Regions from separate parts of the Mus musculus genome. Here all the other regions are linked to region 3. Evidence: chromatin loops called from intact Hi-C (ENCODE). Cell type or tissue: heart. All regions are shown on one strand. Links, peaks and the distances in the headings refer to the core of each region. The heading gives the core; the rest is flanking DNA. Region 1 holds the start of Calcb (calcitonin-related polypeptide, beta). Region 2 holds the start of Calca (calcitonin/calcitonin-related polypeptide, alpha). Region 3 overlaps Pde3b (phosphodiesterase 3B, cGMP-inhibited).

What was found. A loop is a pair of places that touch in the nucleus more often than their neighbours do. Peaks named below come from ENCODE experiments on the same cell type or tissue, not always from the same donor. Only the 100,000 strongest peaks of a DNase experiment are listed, where the experiment ranks them.
Region 1: a loop joins it to region 3, with 4 times the contacts of the local background. A loop is called at or near these places in 4 of 42 quality-filtered maps.
Region 2: it touches region 3 in a loop (10-fold over the local background); 9 of 42 quality-filtered maps call a loop at or near these places.

The regions. Positions count from the first base shown.
Region 1 is chr7:114,716,369-114,724,225 of GRCm38, forward strand. Calcb (calcitonin-related polypeptide, beta) reads left to right here and starts at 2,275. Exons shown (of 5, transcript NM_054084.2): 1 at 2,275-2,354; 2 at 3,367-3,462; 3 at 3,706-3,846; 4 at 5,607-5,793; 5 at 6,540-6,997. The coding sequence starts at 3,374. The coding sequence ends at 5,769. In heart, for the core only: a CTCF peak has its summit at 3,580 (motif pointing left); no DNase peak of the experiment used is centred there; H3K4me3 peaks cover 1,696 bases; H3K27me3 peaks cover 3,703 bases.
Region 2 is chr7:114,633,358-114,640,999 of GRCm38, forward strand. It overlaps Calca (calcitonin/calcitonin-related polypeptide, alpha), which reads right to left and starts at 3,000. Exons shown (of 5, transcript NM_001033954.3): 1 at 2,855-3,000; 2 at 1,770-1,864; 3 at 1,111-1,251. The coding sequence starts at 1,855. In heart, for the core only: a CTCF peak has its summit at 2,361 (motif pointing left); no DNase peak of the experiment used is centred there; H3K4me3 peaks cover 1,315 bases; H3K27me3 peaks cover 2,319 bases.
Region 3 is chr7:114,497,339-114,502,338 of GRCm38, forward strand. Pde3b (phosphodiesterase 3B, cGMP-inhibited) reads left to right here. Exons shown (of 16, transcript NM_011055.2): 4 at 574-713. Among named protein-coding and RNA genes, the nearest start is that of Cyp2r1, 63 kb to the right of the region's middle. In heart, for the core only: a CTCF peak has its summit at 2,172 (motif pointing right); no DNase peak of the experiment used is centred there.

The sequences.
Region 1 (7,857 bases), core at 1,220-6,219, 220 kb after region 3:
GTGTGTTGAGCACAGCTGGGGACTGTGCTCCTGACTGCCCTCTGGCTATCTTAAGACTTCTGAAAAGTTCAGGTGTTGCAGATATTATCTTTGGAGATATATATATATATATATATATATATATATGGTCTACTCTCAAGGTTCTGTGTTCTCCCAAATAAATAAATAAATATTCTGAGGTTTTCTCAGCAGACCGTATCAAGATTCCTGCTTTATCCCTCTTCTTACTTCTTGCTTCCTCATGCATGTTACTGATGGCTGGGTCAGACTGGAAAGCTGGAAGTGGGGCTATCTTCATCTACTCTCTCCCTTTTAATGATGGCCGAGTGCCCATGGAAAATGATGCTTGCAATTACTACATCACAGCTTTGCCAGACCCCAATGACAGTGACAGAAGTATGGGGATTCGGGTACTTTTCACCTCACAGATTCACCTTTACATTCTACAGGCACTTTTCAAGTCCCAAATCCAGAAGAGGGACACAGATGTCACCCTATTATTTGTAGGACTTTTGGAGAGAAGACCCTCAAACCAAAAAAGGTCATTCCCATGATTTTCCTTCCATCCAAAAGTGAACTCACAATCTAGATGGAGAAGGACCTTGTTTTCATGAAGAAATTCCTCTAGAGAGCATTGGTTGGGTGCCCTACCAATTACCAAAAAAAAAATCATTACAAAGCCATCCTATGCCTCTGCTGGGGGCAACTTTGATCTACATCTAGGTTCCTGGGGAAACTGCCTCCCATCCTCCTCACCACATTGAGGACTGGAGGCCAGCGGGAGTTTCCCAGTTGGGGTTTTTTTTTTAATTGAGGGAGGGTGGTATCATCTGCCCTTGCTCCAACAACTAGGACCTGAATCAGAAAAGTGACTCAGAGGACCTGAGTAAACACACTGAGTTCCTTTCTGATTCTCAGAAACTGAGGGCCAGGTGTGGATCTCCCAAGCCACAGGTATAGCCTTTTCCACACATTACTGGAACCCCCAGCAAGCTGGGCACTTGGAGAGTCCTTGTGCTGCAACCAAGCAGCGGAGAGGGAAAGCCTGAAGCCTTGGGAATGATGTCAGTTCACTTTCTAGTAGCTGAGCACCGCGTATCTTCTCCTCACACCTGGAAGAATGGGCGACGTGGAAAACAGGAGATACTCAGTTCTTTTTCTTGGGTGGGCACTTGTGATGCCCATGGTTAGGCCAGAGTGGTGATGTGCCTATCCCAGTGCACATAATTCATGCCTGATTCTGAAAGCAGAAATGTGAGATTATTTTTGGCCAAAGCTCAACTGATTTGGGTTAGTGCGTGCACACAGTCTTCTGCTGAAGGCAAGTGAACCGAGTATTCCTCAGTGACACGGTGTGTTAATGCCAAAGGTCACCTGCCAGCTGTCGGATGCCTGAACCTATGGATGCTTAACCAGCAGCTGAGTGAGTGTGAAAGTTCCCTGCTGACCCCTGGGTTGCTCAGGTGGCCTGTGCAGGACCCTGGCTCAGCTCTCAAGCTCTGCAGAGTGGGGTGGTGGAGATGCAGGGGAGGGGAAGGGAACTGCCATCTGAGCGCCAGCCTCCTGCTAGGCAAACCCGCCAGGGATGCTTGGAAGTGCTTTAATCTACACTGCTACAGCAGTGTGAGGTCTGGGGATTTGAATGGGGGCGGGGGAGGGATGTAAAAACCATAGCGCAGGATTTGGAAGGTCTGGTACAGGAGGAGAAAGCCCAGTTCCCTGTGCAGTCTGTTAGCCTGCTGCTCCACAATACTCTCTAGTTTCTATCCTTATTAGGTGATGGGAAGCACGCACTGCTAGAGTGCCCATTTGGGACAGGTATGACAGAAGTACCCTAATGTATCCAAGGACCCGCTTCTTCCTGTGACAGTCATCATCGTGGATGTATCTACTGAAGTCCTTTTAGAACCTGGGAGTGCTACTCAGCCTGCGTGGGAGTCCAGCTACGAGGTTCAGGTCCCCATTGGAGTGGGCAGCAAAAGGTTGTAGGCTGGAGTTCAGGTATTAAAGAGGTCGTGATGTCAAACTCAGGTTTGCTCACATTCTGGACGAATTCACCCTCTCTGTATCCTTACCCCACCCCCACTCCCACTCCTACCCGGTTCCTCAGCAATGACCTCAAAGACAGGGAGTGGACTGCTGCCTCCCTCCTGCAGAAGTGTAAGTAGCTCCAGCTATGACGTTATGGAAGCTCGGTCAGAGCTCTGATTGGTGGAAGAGCTACTGCGGACCCCCCACACCCTCAAGATCGAGAATAAGAGACCACGGCTCTGGGGACAAGACGCCTACAGCCGTGTGTGTGTGCTCTTCTGCAGTGGACACTTCACTCTCGCTGTTCCAACACGGGCTAGCAGGTGAGAAACTTAACTTCTCAACGCCTACAGCTCTCTCTCCTTTAGTTTGTTTCCTTTTGGTTGCTCTTTTTAATGCAGTATTTCACACTGTAGTCTAAGTTGGCCTGGCACCCACTATATAGCTCAAGTTGGTTCGTCTCAAACGCTAAGGTTCTCCTTTCTCAGCATCCTAAGGATGCGGATTACAGGCGCAAGCCACCACACCCCACTCTACTTGGATCCCTTTGCTGTCCTGGTTCCTTATCATTCCACATACATTTCCGCCTTCCTGCAGCCATTGTCAGAAAGTACAGTCTTGACATTTTCTTTTAACTAAAGTAAGTGGGACCCCTACGACTACTCAGCAGCACTGGAAGCTGGGCGACCCTATCTAGGCGCGTCTGTGCCCCCTCCTTGAGGGAAGGTGGTCTTGCCGCATCCTAACCAGTTTTAGGTTAAAGAGTTCCTTGGATTCGGGATTGGGGAGCACTGATCTTTTCTCTCAGATGTTTCCAGCCTTTAGCCTCCTGGGGTTATCAGCAAGCAGGTGGGTCTCGCTTCGCTGTGGGGAGGAGGAGTCCTCATCTGCGGTTCTGAGGTAGTTTAAAAAAAAAAATCTCCCAACTCTGCAGATGGAGAGAGGGGGATTAGTTCCAAGTTAACTTTCTTCCCCAGGGCAACCTCTCAGAAAGGGTGATTATAATAATTTCAACCTGTTAGAAATCCTTAGCAGCGGGACAGCAAGGCGCAGGGATCTCTGGGTGGTTTTTGGTTTCTTCACAGATGAGAGCCAAAGGGGCGCGGCACGTGTGTTCTCCTGCAAGCTGGGGGCAAATGAGTGCCGGTAGCTCCTCCTTGTTCTTAAACCGAGCAGAAACTGCAAACCACATCTACTCTCCCCCACTCGTTTCTGCTCTATCAAGCCACTCACCACACTGCATCTACTGCACGTTTTGAGAGCTGCAGTGTGGTAGGAGAAATAGAACCTGGGTCTATAGTCCTGAGCAATTGGACCATTCTTCTCTTCTTACAGAGACATCATGGACTTTTGGAAGTTCTTTCCTTTTCTGGCTCTCAGCAGCATATGGGTCCTGTGCCTGGCCAGCAGCCTCCAGGCTGCCCCTTTCAGGTAAATTAACCTGAATCAGAAGTGCAGTCTGGCTCTCCTCCGGCTGCCCCTGGGGTGTGTCAACTCTGCGGCTCTGTAGCCCTACTTGGTTATTGGTAATTCAGCGCCCTCATGTGGGAACTGGCCTAATGACCAGACCGCTACGCCCCTAGGGAAGAAGCAAGGGCTAGGAAGCTTGGTTTCTTATTTGGGGAGGAGATAGGCAGGGAATCAGAACCTGCACTGGCTTTGCTACCTCCACAGGTCCGCTTTGGAGAGCAGCCTAGACCTGGGCACCCTCGGCGACCAGGAAAAACATCTCTTGCTTGCTGCACTGATGCAGGACTATGAGCAGATGAAGGCCAGGAAGCTGGAACAGGAGGAGCAAGAGACTAAGGGCTCCCGGTAAGTCTCCTCCCCATCTGACCCCCACATGTAGGAGGACTTATTCCAGAGAGGTCGAGAGACAGTGGCCAGCAGTCCAAGGAACTAAACGTGAGTCCTAGCCTCCCACAGAGCTTCCAGTACCACCAGAGGGGCTCATAGTTGTTAGACACATTACAATGTTGTTTCTCCTGAAAACTCTTGGGAAAAGAAATGAGGAGATGTAGAAGGGATTTGGATTGCACTGATGGGGAAACATCAACATCGCTGAACCTGCTGAGGTAGGACTGGTAAGTGTGGTGCCAGAGGATGGACTAGAATTTCAGGAAGCTTTAACAGCTTCCAACATTTGCTGCTCTTTCAACTGTCAAGGAGCCTTCATTCCACACTTACAAGGAAAAGTTGTTGGGGTAGAAGGGGTCTGGGACAGGTAGCACAGAGTCTGAGGTAGGTCGGGGCATTCATAGATGTGTACACATTGTTACAGGGTCCCATGTTACATTGTTACAGGGCCCATGTGCTCCTAGCCCTGAAAGAGACCAACTCTGGCCTGGTTCCAAAGAAAAGCAATATGTTGACCTACACCCTGATCCACCGTCCCCCCCCCCCCACCCCAATCCCTGGCAGCATGAAAGACAAACAACACATGGAATGCCAGAAAGAGTCACCAATTTTCTTTGCCCTTCTCCACACTGTCCTGGCTTACTGCAACTCTGAGCCTTCCCAATGGAATTTGTGAGAACTCTACCTCTACCATCTCCTGCCCCAACTTCTAGTCCCCCTGCCTAGTTTAACCTGCTGACTGCCGTAAGATTAGCCCCTGGTGTTTAGTGCTGCTTGACATGTCTTCCCTGCCTGCAGTCTGGACAGTCCCAGATCTAAGTGGCATGGGATCTAAATAGGGTTCTGGGCATGTAGGTGCAGGATCTGAGCAACAGGATCTGAACAACGTTCCTGCCATCTCTGGTATGGACTCCAGGCCTGAAACACCATGACAAGACAAGAACACAGCAGGTTGCTTGCAGAAGGTCCATTGCTTTTGGTTTGAAGTGTCCAGGATGCTACTGGAGCCTTCTGAGTCCTTCCTAATTTCCTCTCTTGGTCCTTTTTTTAAAAAAAAAAATCTGTTGCGTGTGCATTTCTCTGCAAACTGGCAACAGCAGCTTTAGTGTGTCGGAGAATCAGTGGCCCAGAGTGGAAAGGGCAAGAACTGAAGTCAGAGGCAGGAAGGGAGCCTTCTGGAGCCTTTAGATAGCAGTTCATTACCTGCTCCTGAAGACTGGAATGAGCACATTCCTTACATCTCACTAATTTTCCTAGAAGAATCAGAGTTGCAGTGATCATTGCTCTGGTCAACCTCTGAAGCTTATGAGTGGCCAGGGCCTAGGAAAGAGCCTTAGTTTCAGGGGAGCTAGGCACAGGGCTTGTCTCTGTGACACAGCAATGACATCAAGCATGCTAAGGATCAGATAAGCACTTCTGAGCTGATGCTACAAATGCTGTTCTTAACTTCAGCAAGGTAAAAGGGTTTTTTTTTTTTTTTTTTTTTTTGGTTTGTTTTTGTTTTGTTTTGTTTTGTTTTGTTTCTATTTGGTGATGGTTTGAGAAAGAGTTTCTAGCAAAGACTCTCAGGTCATTTCCCTGAATGGCTTCGATAAATGCACTTAGGAGAAACACTTACGGTTAAGTGGCAGGTTGGAGGACTGCAGTTCCCAGGGGGTAGGAACTCCCCAGACCTCACTGACAAGACTTCTCTTCTTCTCTTCCATCCTGAATATCAGTGTCACTGCTCAGAAGAGATCCTGCAACACTGCCACCTGTGTGACCCATCGGCTGGCAGACCTGCTGAGCAGATCAGGAGGTGTGCTGAAGGACAACTTTGTGCCCACCGATGTGGGCTCTGAAGCCTTCGGCCGCCGCCGCCGCAGGGACCTGCAGGCCTGAGTCACTAGCAGCTCCAGGAAGAAGGTGATTTTGTACTCAGGATTGGGAGAGGAAGGACTGGGGAGCTAAGATCCACATCATGAAGCCCACCGACTGTTGTAGGACCTTGGGGTCCTATATATTTAATACTAGTTCTCTTCCTGAGGTAGTAAGTTCCTTCTCGAACTGAGTTTGAAAATGAAATCAGAAAGGCAGGAGAGACTGCATAGAAGCAGTGCCTTGTTGCTGAGAAGAGAGAAAAATGCTGCCTGGATTTGGACAGGGAAGGACCTGCCAATCTTACCCAGTGCCACACCTCACACATGGGCCCAGCTTCGACAGGGCTCTACTCTTGGTTGGCATTCCCCAGCTCAGACCACAGGGCTATAAGCAAGTCACTACCAAGATCTTTATTATCTTTTCTGCTTCTGAGACAGTCTCAAGTAGCCCAGGCTGGCTTCCTTCTAAGTACATAGAGCTAGCTTTGAATTCCTGATCCTCCTGCCCCAACTTCCAAGTGCCGAGATTGCATTGCAGGGTCTCCAAAACACCTAGCGCCACTTCCCATACTAATAGGGACAGTGTCACAAGCCTCCTCATGCCCCGTATTCAGAATTCGTGGACGCAGCTTAGTGGAGGAGCCATTTGTGTAAGTCAGCACTGTTAGGGATGTTCGTGGCTACTCACGTGTCTGTGTCCTTCCTCTTTCCCTTATTTTCATTCCTTCCCTCTCTTCTTTCCTCTCCTTTTGCCTTTTCTTCCTTTCCCTTTTTTGTTTCTCTTTATCTCAGGTTACATAAAGTTGAACTCACCATGCCTATTAATTTTGTATTAAACAACCCGATGTGAAGGCCTCAAGGACAATGTGTATGCTTGCATCCTGATAGATAATGAGGGAAACCACCGTTGTTACTTGAGAGGAATGAAACCAAGTATAAATGAGTTAATTCTGTGTTTGTTTGCATTATTTTTATACTGAGTCTGTGGCCAGTCAAATATGATGGTGTCTCCCACTGGCATCCTTTGCAGCAAACCAAATAGGTTCTCCAAGAGCCATCCAGCCAATGGTAGCAGCTTTGTTGAACCTTAGGGAGATGTGAAATCACTGCCTCTTGTAGCCACTGGGGACCTATGGTAGAGGAGATGCTGTGCCTTGATGTCTCAGAACATGATTGCAAATTTATTTAAGGAAATGTCAAAATTGTACCATTTGTGAACTTCATCAAGATTAAAACATATTTTGGATACATTTTTTTTGAGTCCGTGGTGGTCCATTTCAACATGTTCTCCGTAGTAGTAGTAGTAGTAGTAGTAGTAGTAGTAGTAGTAGTAGCAGCAGCAATAGTAGTAGAAGATACTTTGAGTGTCTAGTATATTTGTTATAATAAGGAATTGTGATATTACCTGTGAATTGACTTAATTTTCATGGCCAAGCCATAAGACGATCCTCACATTTGAGGAGATAAAAGGCATGAAGAGGTGAGATTCAAGGTCACATAAATAAACTGTGATAGATCTGTGATGGTGTTTAAGCACACAGTAGAAGCCACCATACCTTATGTTTTTAACAATGGATCTGATTTTTTTCCAGATATTTGTGAACCATCCTTAGGCTTTCTTGCCTGAGATGGTAGACTTTACATTCTGGAGACACATAAAAAATGTAGTCGTATAACGTCCTTATGTAGTAGAGTGAAGTCTTTCATACCCCTTACTTGGTTTTAAGAACAATCAGTAATAATGATGCTACTGTACAGTCCCTCTCTTCTCCTACCCAGTGTATTGTTGTATCAGCGCACCTATGAAAATTTCACCTCGCATTATTAAATGGCAAAGATGCTGAACATAACCAAATACTATTTAACAAGGAAAATAAGTACATTCATTATATTCCTTAACTCTTCACTCTGACACACACAGTAATGGTTTAACCTTCCCCAGAGATTTATACTTCCACATATAAGATCTTCACTGATACCAAGTCTTTGTATTGCTTCTGGCTCATATCTTAAGACTCATTTGATGTAGTCCTAAGATATGAAGACTCCTCTCCATCTGTTTACCTCTTAACAACTCATTGGCAAGAGAGACTAGAGTATCTATGCAAGA
Region 2 (7,642 bases), core at 1-5,000, 140 kb after region 3:
TAGGAAGCCAGATGACTGCCCTTGCTCTCTGCCATCTTCCTGAGTGTGCCCTTGCTCTCTGCCATCTTCCTGGGTGATTCTCTTTTAGCCTGTGGGACTTTCTCCTCACCCACTGGGGATTTCAGATACCATTCTTTGCCTCAGGAAAGCAACCAGTAATAGCCTGGAGAGCAACCAGAGAGGAACTACATGCATCAAGTTATAGGAAGAAAGCAAGAAGGAAACTAGAAAGGAGAGAAGGAGCTTAGTTGCCAAAATGGGATTGGTGGTTTGTCTCCAAGTCCTTGGCCACATCCCTTTTCTTGCCAGGTGCTTCAACCCCAATTGAAGTTTGGGGGAAGGTGTGAAACTTGTTGAGGTCTTGTGTGTACGTGCCCAGCATGCAGGTACTCAGATTCCCACACCGCTTAGATCTGGGGCTGTCCAAGCTGCAGGGAAAAGACATGCGAGGCAGTGCCATGCACCAGGGCTGACCCTGTGGGCAGTCTGCAGGTTAAATCAGTCACAGGATTAGAAGCTGGGACGGGGCTGGTAGGAGGTTGGTTCACACATACACTATCGGGAAGGCTTGGGGTGTGGTAGGCCAGAAGAATGTGGGGAAGGGCAGAGGAGAAGGGTGACTTTTCTGACATTCCATGTGCTCTTTAATCTTTCATGCTTGGCAGGGTGTTTCTCGGGATGGTTGTAGGGTAACACATGCTTTTCCTTGGGTAATGCAGGAGCCAGACCAGGGTTGGTCTGTTTCTAAGCTGGGGGCACACAGGCAGGCAAGGATAGGGAGGGGTGCTCTCCTTGGCCCTGTGGCCACAATGCCATCTCTGCAGACTTTAGGCTTTACCAGTCTTCGCTCATACTATTGCAGGAAGTCTCCCCAATGTTAGCAGACTGATTTCTACAGTTATTCCTAGCCTTCTCTTAAGTGCTTTCAGAAATAAATTTTTTTAAGTGTGATTTAACTACAGTCTCACCCGATGACTTCTGTCTTCTTTCAGCCTGAGAGTAGCTGAGCCTCGTGTCCTGCTAAACAGCAGCCAGGCGGACAGTGCGCTCTCTCCTACCTTCTGGATTCCGCCTTCCTGTGGATGGGCTAGGCAGGGTAAGGGGCCTTACCTAGAGCCCTCAGCCTCCTGCTCTTCCTCCTGCTCCAGCTCCCTGGCTTTCATCTGCATATAGTCCTGCACCAGTGCAGCCAGCAGGCGAACTTCTTCTTCACTGAGAGTGGCCATGCCTGGGCTGCTTTCCAAGATTGACCTGTGGAGAGGAAGCAAGTCTAGCACCGTCTCTGATTCCCTGCCTGCCGCTTACACTAGAGGCTTGAGTCAGCGTCCTCATAAGTTTAGGAATTTTGCAAGTTAAATGATAAGTGCAGGCAAATTGAATGACAAAATAATTACTGTTGAATCTGAATTGGGGGCTCATTTTAATAAATACAGTTTGTAAAGTAGATGAGAAATAGATTAACAGATTATAAATTAGAGTCAGTAATATTTATTGGCAAGTTAGCAGATTAGAGTAAAATTCATGTCTCATAAGGAATGAATTGAACAAAAAGGTTTAACTCTTGATACTAAATATGGGGGGGAAGTGGTGAAAGCATTTTGTTAGTTAAAGGGCTACTTGAAATTTAAGCTTATAGTGAACTTACATGTGTGTCTATGTACATGTATATATTTTTCCACCAGATAGTTGGGTTTTAAACATTCGGTACTCTGTGGTTAACAGGAAGTTGGCCAGTCCCAGGACACTAGGACTCCTGTCTTTACACGTACCTCAAAGGCACTGCCTGGAGGCTGCATGCCTGGTACAGGAGCAAGATGCTGACAACCAGGAAAGGGGAGAACTTCAGGAAGCCCATGATGCCTTCCTGCAAGAGAAGAATGTCTATTTATTCATTTGTTTATTTATATCAGTTCAAGGTTCTATAAGCCCATGGACCTGGCTTTCTGTGTGCTTATGCCTGTGACTCCCCGACATTTTGGCTTCATACTGATAACCACATTTCTCATCATCTTTGTTCCCTCATTGTCCAGTGTGCATGTAGCCTATACGGTTTGGAAAGAATCTTAGCCCTAAAGATGGAGGAGGGGGAGGGTGCGGGGGGTCGGGGGTGGTGGTGGTGGTGGTGGTGGTGGTGGTAAAGGAGTGGTGGTGGTGAGATCAGTCTCAAGGATTCTACGAATCCCAGGTGTCTCCTGTCTCTACATCTGTCTCCACAGGGAAGTGTAGAGTTGTCTTCTCTTTGTGAGTTTTTTTACAGACACCTAAGAATGTGAGAAAGAAAGTCTATGGAGAGGGAATCTTTCTGCCTTGAAATCTGAGAAACTGACGGCTGCACTGCTCAGCTGCTCCACCCTCTGGCAACTCAGTTGCCTACAAGAACCAATCTAAAGTTGAGGTGGAAAACACTTCTCTGTTAATCCCAGGGTCCCAAATCGGGGTTTGCAATTGCGGCAACTGACTCTTGTTCGCTACATATTGGCCCTAGGCTCGGACTCAGGACCAATTTCTCAGGAAACGAGAATACTGAAAGCACCATCTAAGAAGAGCTACGCCCGACTGCGCGCGTGAAGCCTAGGAGCTCAGCGTCCCAAGATTGGTGGATCAGGTGTACAGAGAGAGAGAAACGTGAGACTGGAGCCTGCGCTCCAGCGAAACTGAAGGAAGGCTCTGCGGACCAGTTCTGTAGGGACCTATCTGGATCGGGATCTAACACGAACCACGCTAGGACTAATGACTAACGGGGACTGGGATTGTCAGGAAAGACAAACCAAGGACTAACAGCGAGAGCGGGAGAGAAGAGGGAGAGGAAGAGAAAAGTAGAACTACACACCTGAACAGGAATTTTAGGGCTCACCTGGTGAGCGGTGCCTTGGAGCTGAGCCTGCGGGGATCCTGATGGAGCCAGGCAGTGCTTGCGAAGCGGTGACTCTTGATCCTGGCAGTGGCTCCTGTGCCTCCCAGCGCCTGCAGCTGCTCTTATTCCCGCCGTGGTGAGTCGGGAGGGGTCTCGGGGCTCCAGGCAGCCAATAGGTGGAAGGGCCCCATGCCCCAGACAGATTGCGTCACCTCTGTGCTTCCAGAACTCAGAGCATCTAGCAAGATGACACCATTTGAATTTAAATTGAGGTCATTGGTGGAAGTGGGGGAGATGATACGGATCAGTGAGAGCCACCCTTAAAATTAGCGGGAATTTGGAGGGCCTTTTGACATCAAGATAAATTTCATCTCTTCTTTCCTTCTTGACTTTGAATATTCCTGACTCCAATCTCAGAATCTTGGAGAGTAGAGTCCAGTATCTCAAGCACTCCTTGCTGCATGTCTGATTCTAATCGTACCCCCACCCCCACCTAAGTCCGTGCCTAATCTAGAATAGTTTAGTGCACCTGAGGGATGAATTCTTGATCTGCAAGGCTAGTTCTGGCAGCGTGGCACACAGGTTTAGGCAGATAGTCAGAGGTGTTGGTACTGCACACAAGGACTCAGTTAGACCCGAGGCTTGTGGCAGCTGCCTCATTTGGGGTTATGTGGCCACAGGTAAAATGAAAAATGAAAAAAAAAATCCTCAAAAATCTGACACCCCCCAAAAGACCCCCAAAGCCTGCATGAAACCTCAACATATTAAACTTTTCAGTGGGTATCATAGTCCCCCTTTGAAGGGCCTGCTTGTAGAAAGAAACCTTGGTGTTTTCTGGGCTATAAAATCTCTCTTTCTCCAGTGTGAATCATCTGTATTCAGCTTGGCATTCCTAATGCGCTGGATAACACACTCACATGTGTGAGAAGGGGTTGTATTTAGCTGGGTCCTGCTTGGGGTAGGGGGTACGAAGGGGTAGTGGGGAAAGTACAAAGAAGAACCAGATGCCTCCAAAGTCTCCATTGTAGATCTTTTTCTCCTCCTGCCTGGCTATCTATCACTTCTCATTAGGCTGCCTGCCTGCCTAAGGATTTGCACAGCTGTCCTTTTGCTTCCTGCTGCTGTTTGCCAAGATGTTCCAGTTGTATTTGATCCGGGGGTGGAGTGGGAGGCCCTCTCACCCCCACCCTTAGATCCCTGAGCTGAAGAGCTAAAGAGCAGGCAGGCTTGACAGTGCTGCGGAGATGCTGCCCATCCTAAACCTCACACTTGCTCCCAGTCACACTTCTCCTGGCACAGAGACTCTCCGCTCTTTCCAAAAAGGCATCCTCTCCAGAAAGCACAGCCACTCAGCAGTCTCTGTGGCCCACAGAAGCATCCTTAGTGGTTCTCAAATTGTCTGAAGCCTGCCTTCACGTCCCTCCTGCAGTCCATGCCACATTCCCACAGGATGTTTGCTCTTGGATCTCCATCTCACATCAGATTAGTTTGACTTGATCCCTCTCACAACCACTCCCCTGATTTGGACACTCATTTTGTCTGAGCAGTGAGCTCCAGGAACACCGACAAGGGTGGAGGTCCTAACTGGGGCATTTGCTGTCTGGGGACAAAGAAGCTTCATGTTTCTGCAGTTGGTGAGGTCTGAGTGTGCGGTGCTACATGCAGCAGCCAGTCCAGACCTAGCCAGTGTGTTGAACACATTGGAGAATCTGGGGACCATGGGGGGGGGGACACCCAAGCAAGCTTCATATTTCTCTAAACAGAGCAGAAATTAGCTTCCAAGAAGACTTGAATGGCATGAGCCATGGAACCCGAGTTGTCGGTCCTACCAACATCCCAGATGTGTCCCTCAAAGCAGAATGATGGAACACTTAACTTCTAGGATGCCATCAATGACTTTCCAGCTTAACTTCTGGGGCATCTCAGAAGTTTTAAGGTATAAAAATGTGAGGAAAGGAGTGCCAGGAATCCCTCTCCACAGGGTCTGCTCTCAGAGCAGCAACAAGACCCATCCAGGGCTGGGAGAATGGGCTTGGCCAGGCAGTGCCAGGCTGGAAACCAGAGCTGGAAGAATTTTATCGCCACTGGATTTAGGATTCCCAGGCACAGGAATCCCTGGAGGCAGACACCCAGAAGTGGCCTTCCTGGGCTTCCAGCAGTTTAGTTCTGAGACCTGGACTAAATTTTCGTGAGCAATTATGAGACAAGTTGGAGACAAGTTGGCGAGGGCTGAGATGACAGTGGTGAGCCACTGGGTCATTGCCACTTGGGACTGATGCACAAAATCTGCTTTTTGTGTGTGCTCAGGTGCCAAGTGCACCTGGGGAATTTGTTTCTTCTTTCAACTGCAAAGATGTCTAATATATGGGATCCAGAAATCATTTTTTAAACAAATGGATTCCTATAAGCATTTCCTAAGGAAAAAACTCCTGGCTTTAACCCGTGCAGTGTTGAGCACTGGTTTTCTGGCAGTGTCACTGGGTGGGTTTGAGCTCTGCTCCTAGGCTGTGGAGTGTTCCTTCAGACCTCTGAGCCAACCCTGATTCCACACCATGAAACCTGTAGCTGTAAGCCATCACATCCAGAGGGCACCTCTGTCATCTGCAGAAGTTGAATAATTGAAAGGGTTGGAAGAGTGGGTCTCTAGGAAGAGAAATGCAGGTTTTTCTTTGATTTTGTAGGAAGTGCCCAGAAGCACGGCTCAGGGGTTGGGGAGGGTGTAGTTCCTTTCTTTAACAACTACAACCTTACCCTGCACCCCAGTAGGCTATCAGCCAATGTCAAACAAATGCAAATCAACTTTCAAATTTAGTGCTCAGTGCCTCCAAATAGCTCCCAAACTGTAGGGCTCAGTTAAACCACCTCCTCCCACCCTTCCAAATTTAGGAGCAGAAAGTCTTCTGCCTCAGTTTTCCCATTTCCTTGATAATGTTTCCAGAAACAAGACAATGAAGTAAGAGTCTTCCTGGCTCGAAATTAAAAACTGTCCTGCTTCCAGCAACCTGCGTTTACAGAGAGTTGGGGTGGTTAGACCTCTGCCTGGGCAGATCTTTGGGATTTTTTCCCATTGCTTTCTGGAAAGCTGCAAGGGAAAGGACTGATCTCAAAATAGCAGCTTGACCAGGTAGCTCTTCTATGGTTAGTCGTCTTAAAACTTTAAAATGTAGAAATCACCTAATTTTGAAACACTCTAGCTTGGAAAAGCACTGCTTTACAACATTCCAGTAAATACAAACTGTAATATTTACTCTCGTTCATTTAATTCAGATTCCTGCATTGTTCTGATTTTCAAATAAATTTATAAACCACATCTTATAGAAAAATCTTATAACAATTTGCATATGATCAAAAGATTTACATGCACTATAGTAAAAGCTTAACTGAGCCATTCAGCAGTGAGTAAACAGATGCTAAGTAGAGAGAATATGAAGACTGAGAGCTCAGAGCCCACATTAAAGTTATTGCTCCTCTGCAGTCTGAATGCGATACAGACTCAGCAACAAAATCACAGCCATCCCAGTGTAGCAGCCATCACAGCAGAATCACATCAAACAAACTGGGGGGATTTCGGCAGAAGTTTGGTCATATCGGTTTAAAAGCAGAAACCAAAGCTTTGATCACTGAACTCACTAAAAACAGAACTGATTTTCAATGTTTCCTAAGGCAAGCAGAAGCAAGATGGAATGCCTGGCAAAGCAACAGAAATAGCCATGAAGCAGACAGTGTCTACAAGTGGATGAATGGATAAGAAAAGTATAGTTCTACCATATACATTATGTAGCATACACATGCATTTTATATATGCCACACATACAGATAGCACATGCATTATACAGACCACTTGGTTTTCTATTCTCTCTCAGATACAGCAATACTGCATTGTCCAGAAGAAGAAAGAATAAGAGAAATAAAGCAAACGCTAAAAGACGAGTTTACATCACCTCACTTACAGGTGCACTCTATAAAAACGTTGAACTCAAGTAACAGAGCAGAGAACTGGATACTGGGAGGAGGGGTGAAAGTAAAGGGTTCAAAGAACTTTGAGGTGTGAAGTGGGTAAGTTCTGAAGACCCAGCCATACAGAATAGTGACCACAGATAATAACAATAAATATTCTTGAAATTTGCTAAGAGATTAGACCTTGAATGTTCTCAACATAAACACACACACACACACACACACACACACACACACACAGGAACACACACATGGGTACACACACATGTGCAGAAATAGTTGTGAGGGGTAGACTTGTTAATTAGCCTGGTTGGTAATCATTTTATAATGTGTATGTATATAAAAGCGTGTATGTATATAAAAGCCTCATTTTGTATATCTTTTAAAATAAAACACTTATGGAAACATAAAAAACTTTTGGAGGAAAAAAGAGAAGTGAATCATGTTCTTGTGTGGAGGTCTTCAGAGCAGATGGATCTGTGTAAATATTAGAGAGGATTCCATTGTTTTGTTAACAAACTAAATATAGGTTAGCTAAAGCATGTTGCATGTGTGGTAAGCATGAATGTAATATAAAATACATTGAAGTAGAAAAAAAGACAAACTGTTACAAATATTCAAACTCAAGCCAGTGGGATGGGCCATGGGTAAGAGTGATCACTGTGCCATCCTAATGACTCAATTTTAGTTCCTAGAACTGTGGTAAAGGGAAGAACTATTTTTGAAAATTGTCCTTTAGCTTCTATGTGTGCAGTAGAACATGTGCACACCTACACTCACTCACTAATAACAGGTAGAATAAAAATGTTAAAACCACATTCAATTCCATCT
Region 3 (5,000 bases), core at 1-5,000:
TTCCCATTGATGACCCACTAGGTCATCCTCTGCTACAAATATAGCTAGAGCCACAAGTTCCACCATGTATTTTCTTTGATTGGTGGTTTAGTTGCAAGGAGCTCTGAAGGTACTAGTTAGTTCATATTGATGTTCCTTCTATGGGGCTTCAGACCCCTTCAGCTTCCTGGGTACTTTCTCTGGCTCCTTCATTGGGGACCCTGTGTTCCATCCTATAGATGACTGTGAGCATCCACGTCTGTATTTGCCAGGCACTGGCAGAGCCTCATAGGAGACAGCTTTATCAGGCTCCTGTCCACGACCATTTTTTAAGCTCTGATTTTTTTCACTCTTGAAACTATGAATAAAATGTAAAAATGAAAAAAGTGTAGTTTGTCATAAGAGTTCAGGAGCTTTTGATTAAGAATAAATAGTTAACAATGTCAAATGTGGAAATTGGAAGTGGAAGTAGAAAGTTGGAAGATTTTCAAAGTGAAGTTTGTTTTACCTGTACATATTATATTATTTGTGATGTGCCACTATATGCAACATATTAAAGGATGATAATTTAGCTGTTTTAAAATTATTTGACAGGGATTGAGTGGCAGAACCAGTTTCCCAACTCCACAGCTGAGGAGGAGCTCTGGAGCCTCATCGTTGCTGACTAATGAGCACTGTTCAAGGTGGGATCGCAGCAGTGGTAAGAGGTCTTACCAAGAACTCAGTGTTTCAAGGTAAAACTCTGAGAACCTTTTCAGTGTAAAGCATCCCCTCTTTTTGGACAAGGTTTGAAGTAGTTTTAAAATCAAGAAAGAACTGTTGCAGTATGTTTAGGACAGTGTAGGCAGTAATTCTTAAAGGTGGTAAAGTCTGAGAAGGCCCCAAATATAAAGACTATATTCAGACTCTAGCTAGTGTTTTAGTTCTCGTGTCAGTCAGTGAAAACAATGGAATGAGATAAAGTGTTGGAAGTTAACTATAAGGCTAGAGAAATACAACTCTAGGGGTGATGCAGGCTTCTAAAGAGAGAGTGGCACTATAGATAACTTGAAGGGCAAGTTTTAACGTGAGAGAAGTATTGCTCAAAGTATTATTCCATAGAAAAGAAACATCAGGGAATCCCAGAAATGGTTGGAGTTTTCTTTGGAATGGGGTTTCTACCTTTTCTGTTTTTATGTGGGTTTTCAGATGCATGGTAGAGACAGACAGTTTTGGGTTACATCTTGTTTTTGTTGAACCTGTGTAGCCTACTTTATCAATAATAGTTATAATCAAGAAACTATTAAAAAGAAGGTAACAAGTTATCAAAGCTTAGGTCAGCTGGGTAGAGAGGATGTTGGAGCCTTTAAAAACCATATCCATGAGTTGGCTTCAGTTCTCAATAGTTCTCAGCTTTCCTAATACAGTGACCCTTTAATGCAGTTCCTCATGTTGTGACCCCCCAATCATAACATTATTTTTGTTGTTACTTTATAACTATAATTTTGCTACTGTTATGAATAATAGTGTTAAAATCTGTTTTCTGATGGTCTTAGGTGACCTCTGTGAAATGGTCATTTGACTCCTAGAGGGTCGTGATCCGCAGGTTGAGAACCACTGGCCTAGGGCAACTAAAATCAATTTAGCATCCTGGACCCTTCTGATCTCTACTGCAGAGGATCCAACCTAGAGCACTGCCACATGCTAGGCACACTTTCTACTGTCAATGGTGGCGCATCTTTCAAATTTATGGAAGCAGTCACTAATCGATTGTGTAGTATGCCAGTTACTGACTTGGAAAGGACAAATTATGTTCTTCAGACTTATCATCATAGTTGCTAGTTTAAGGTGGCAAAAATGTTCCAAATCCTGTTTCCACATACATATTATATAATCCCTTGAGAACTGGCTTGAAACGAAAACTGCTAAATCAGAAATCACAATTAATTTAACTGTGAGGCTGGGAAAATACAGGAACTAAAAATTTATGAATATTAATAAGTAACATTTCCCCAATAACAGAGGACTCAGTTCTTATTCTGAAAGCCATGAATGACGGATAGAACCTTCTTTTCAGTCATTTATCTGGGTTAGTAGAATTGTAATGAATGGAAATTCCATGTTAGGCCACACTATCTTACAACTGAGCAGGAGTCAAGCTAAACTTTATTTAGTTTGAACTGTGTAAAATTACACATTTGAGACAGTAGATGGCAGGATTGATACATAGCTGTTCATATGTTAAACTGTTAAGATTTATATGTGAAATATTCTCAGATAATTATATTTTCCACATTCTTTTATGGTTTGTTAACTTGAATTTTGTTGTGTTTGATCAAAATAATTCCTTTCTCATAAAACTTTTAATGTATAGAACAGTAGAATCAAGTATGAATAATTTATAGTACAGAAGAATGAGAAGCTGCAAAAATTTTGCCTTGAATGTAAACATGATAGCTTTTTCTCTAATTTATTTAAAAGTATTTTATAGCTTTATATCATCAAGAATAATTAATTTTTATTCATTTTAATTGAATTTCCTATACCACTAACTACATTAAATTCACTTTTTTTTTTTTTTTTTTCTGAGACAGGGTTTCTCTGTATAGCCCTGGCTGTCCTGGAACTCACTTTGTAGACCAGGCTGGCCTCAAACTCAGAAATCTGCCTGCCTCTGCCTCCCAAGTGCTGGGATTAAAGGCGTGTGCCACCACCGCCCGGCTTAAATTCACATTTATTTGTATAAAACATATTGCAAGATTGACAACAAAACAAAACAAAACCACCTTCCTTGTTGCCTAGTGTGAGCCTTTGACAACTTTGAAGACTATATGTTGAAATTCAGTGTTCTAAGTCTCTAAAAATAGGACAAATCTTGCTGGAGGGTTTTCAGGGTTATTTCTCCCTGAAAAAAATTATATTGTGGAGAACTTACTGTGAAACTCCTCAATACTCGACACGTTGGCAGTTTTTGCTTTTGATGAGAACACAGGAACATAATTTAATTGAAATATAAAGTACACTCTACTTTTTTGTTTGTTGGTTTGTTTTGTTTTATTTTATTTTTAGTAGAGCTTTAAAATCTTGGCTCTTACTGTGGTACAAACTCAAAGTAAGAATAATTTTTAGACATTGGAATTCATTGTAGTAAGGCTGTACTTCAGTGTCCCTCACATCACCAAAGGATTTTACCTCCATAGTAGCTAAGCTAAGAGTTGACAGTTCTGCTGCGCCAAGGGATGAATTGTAGACATGATTATTTGGATACAGATTTCCTGCAATGGTCAAAGCTACTTGACTTGAGTGATTGTATCATTCTCAGCCCACTGGGAACAGGTTACATTCATTTAAGAAATGGTGTGTGTATTAAGATGGTCTATCCATAAAGTCATTCATCAACTGTTTCAATGAACAGTGTTTCTGCTTAGAGGGTGGCACAGACATTAGGTGAGGGTAAGATTCTGGTTCGTTAGCTGTGAATGATTTTGAAAAGTATTCATCTCAGAAAAAGAGTAACTTATAAGGTCCTTTTCTTCAAAATTGGTACAGTAATTATAAGCAAAACATTCAGTTTCACTCTTTATTGTTCTCTTACAAGCCACCTCCCAAATTAATTGTCTATATTTCTTTGGCTGTATAAATAACTTTGAAATATGTTAGCTGTTCTGAAAACCACAGTATAGGGTAAAAACATCAAAGAAACAATCCTACTAATAAAGAGGCTGAGATAGGAGAAGCATGCTTTCAAGACCATTATATGGCACACAGCAAGACCCTGACATGTACAAACAAGCAGAAAGTGTATATGGATTGTACAATATTGGATCTGTTTCTCCAATTAACAAATTAGAGAGGCTGGATGATAGCCAACAAATTTCTAATTCCTCATATTTTTGAATTTCAATTGATTAGGATATGTTGGTAATATTAATTTTCATATTAAGAGACATTAAGGAAAAGTGATTGTTACTGTTATTTTTGTTGTTAGAGGTGGAATTATGTTTGTGTGGGTTTGTTGAAAGATTACTTTCTTGCTTTTTCTAGGGTGCAGTTTCACCCCTTGTGTCTGTGTTTTCCATCTATTTTCCTTTGTAGGGCTGGATTTGTGGAAAGATATTGTGTAAATTTGGTTTTGTCATGGGATATCTTGTTTTCTTCATCTATGGTTATTGAGAGTTTTTTGGGTATAGTAGCCTGGACTGGCATTTGTGTTCTCTTAGGTCTATATGACATCTGCCCAGGATCTTCTAGCTTTCATACTCTCTGTGAGAAGTCTGGTGTAATTCTGATAGTTCTGCCTTTATATGTTATTTGACTTTTTTCCCTTACTGCTTTTAATATTCTTTCTTTGTTTAGTGCATTTGTTTTGATTATTATGTGACAGGAGGAATTTCTTTTCTGGTCCAGTCTATTTGGAGTTCTGTAGGCTTCTTGTATGTTCATAGGTATCTCTTTTTTTAGGTTAGGGAAGTTTTCTTCTATAATTTTGTTGAAGATATTTACTCGCTCTTTAAGTTGGGAATCTTCATTCTCTTCTATACCTATTATCCTTAGGTTTGGTCTTCTCATTGTGTCATGGATTTCATGGATGTTTTGGGTTAGGAGCTTTTTACTATTTGCATTTTTTGACTGTTGTGTCAATGTTTTCTATGGTATCTTCTGCACCCGAGATTCTCTCTTCTATCTCTTGTATTGTTGGTGATGTTTGCATCTATAACTCCTGATCACTTTCCTAGGTTTTCTAACTCCAGGGTTGTCTCCCTTTGTGATTTCTTTATTGTTTCTAGTTCCAGTTTTAGATCCTGGATGGTTTTGTTCGTTTCTTTTGCCTGTTTGGTTGTGTTTTCCTGTAATTCTTTAAGGAATTTTTTTTTTTTTTTTTTTTTTTTTTTTTTTTTTTTTTTTTTGGTTTTCGAGACAGGGTTTCTCTGTGTAGTCCTGGCTGTCCTGGAACTCACTTTGTAGACCATGCTGGCCTTGAACTCAGAAATCCACCTGCCTCTGTTCCCTAAGTGCTGGGATTAAAGGCGTGCACCACCAGC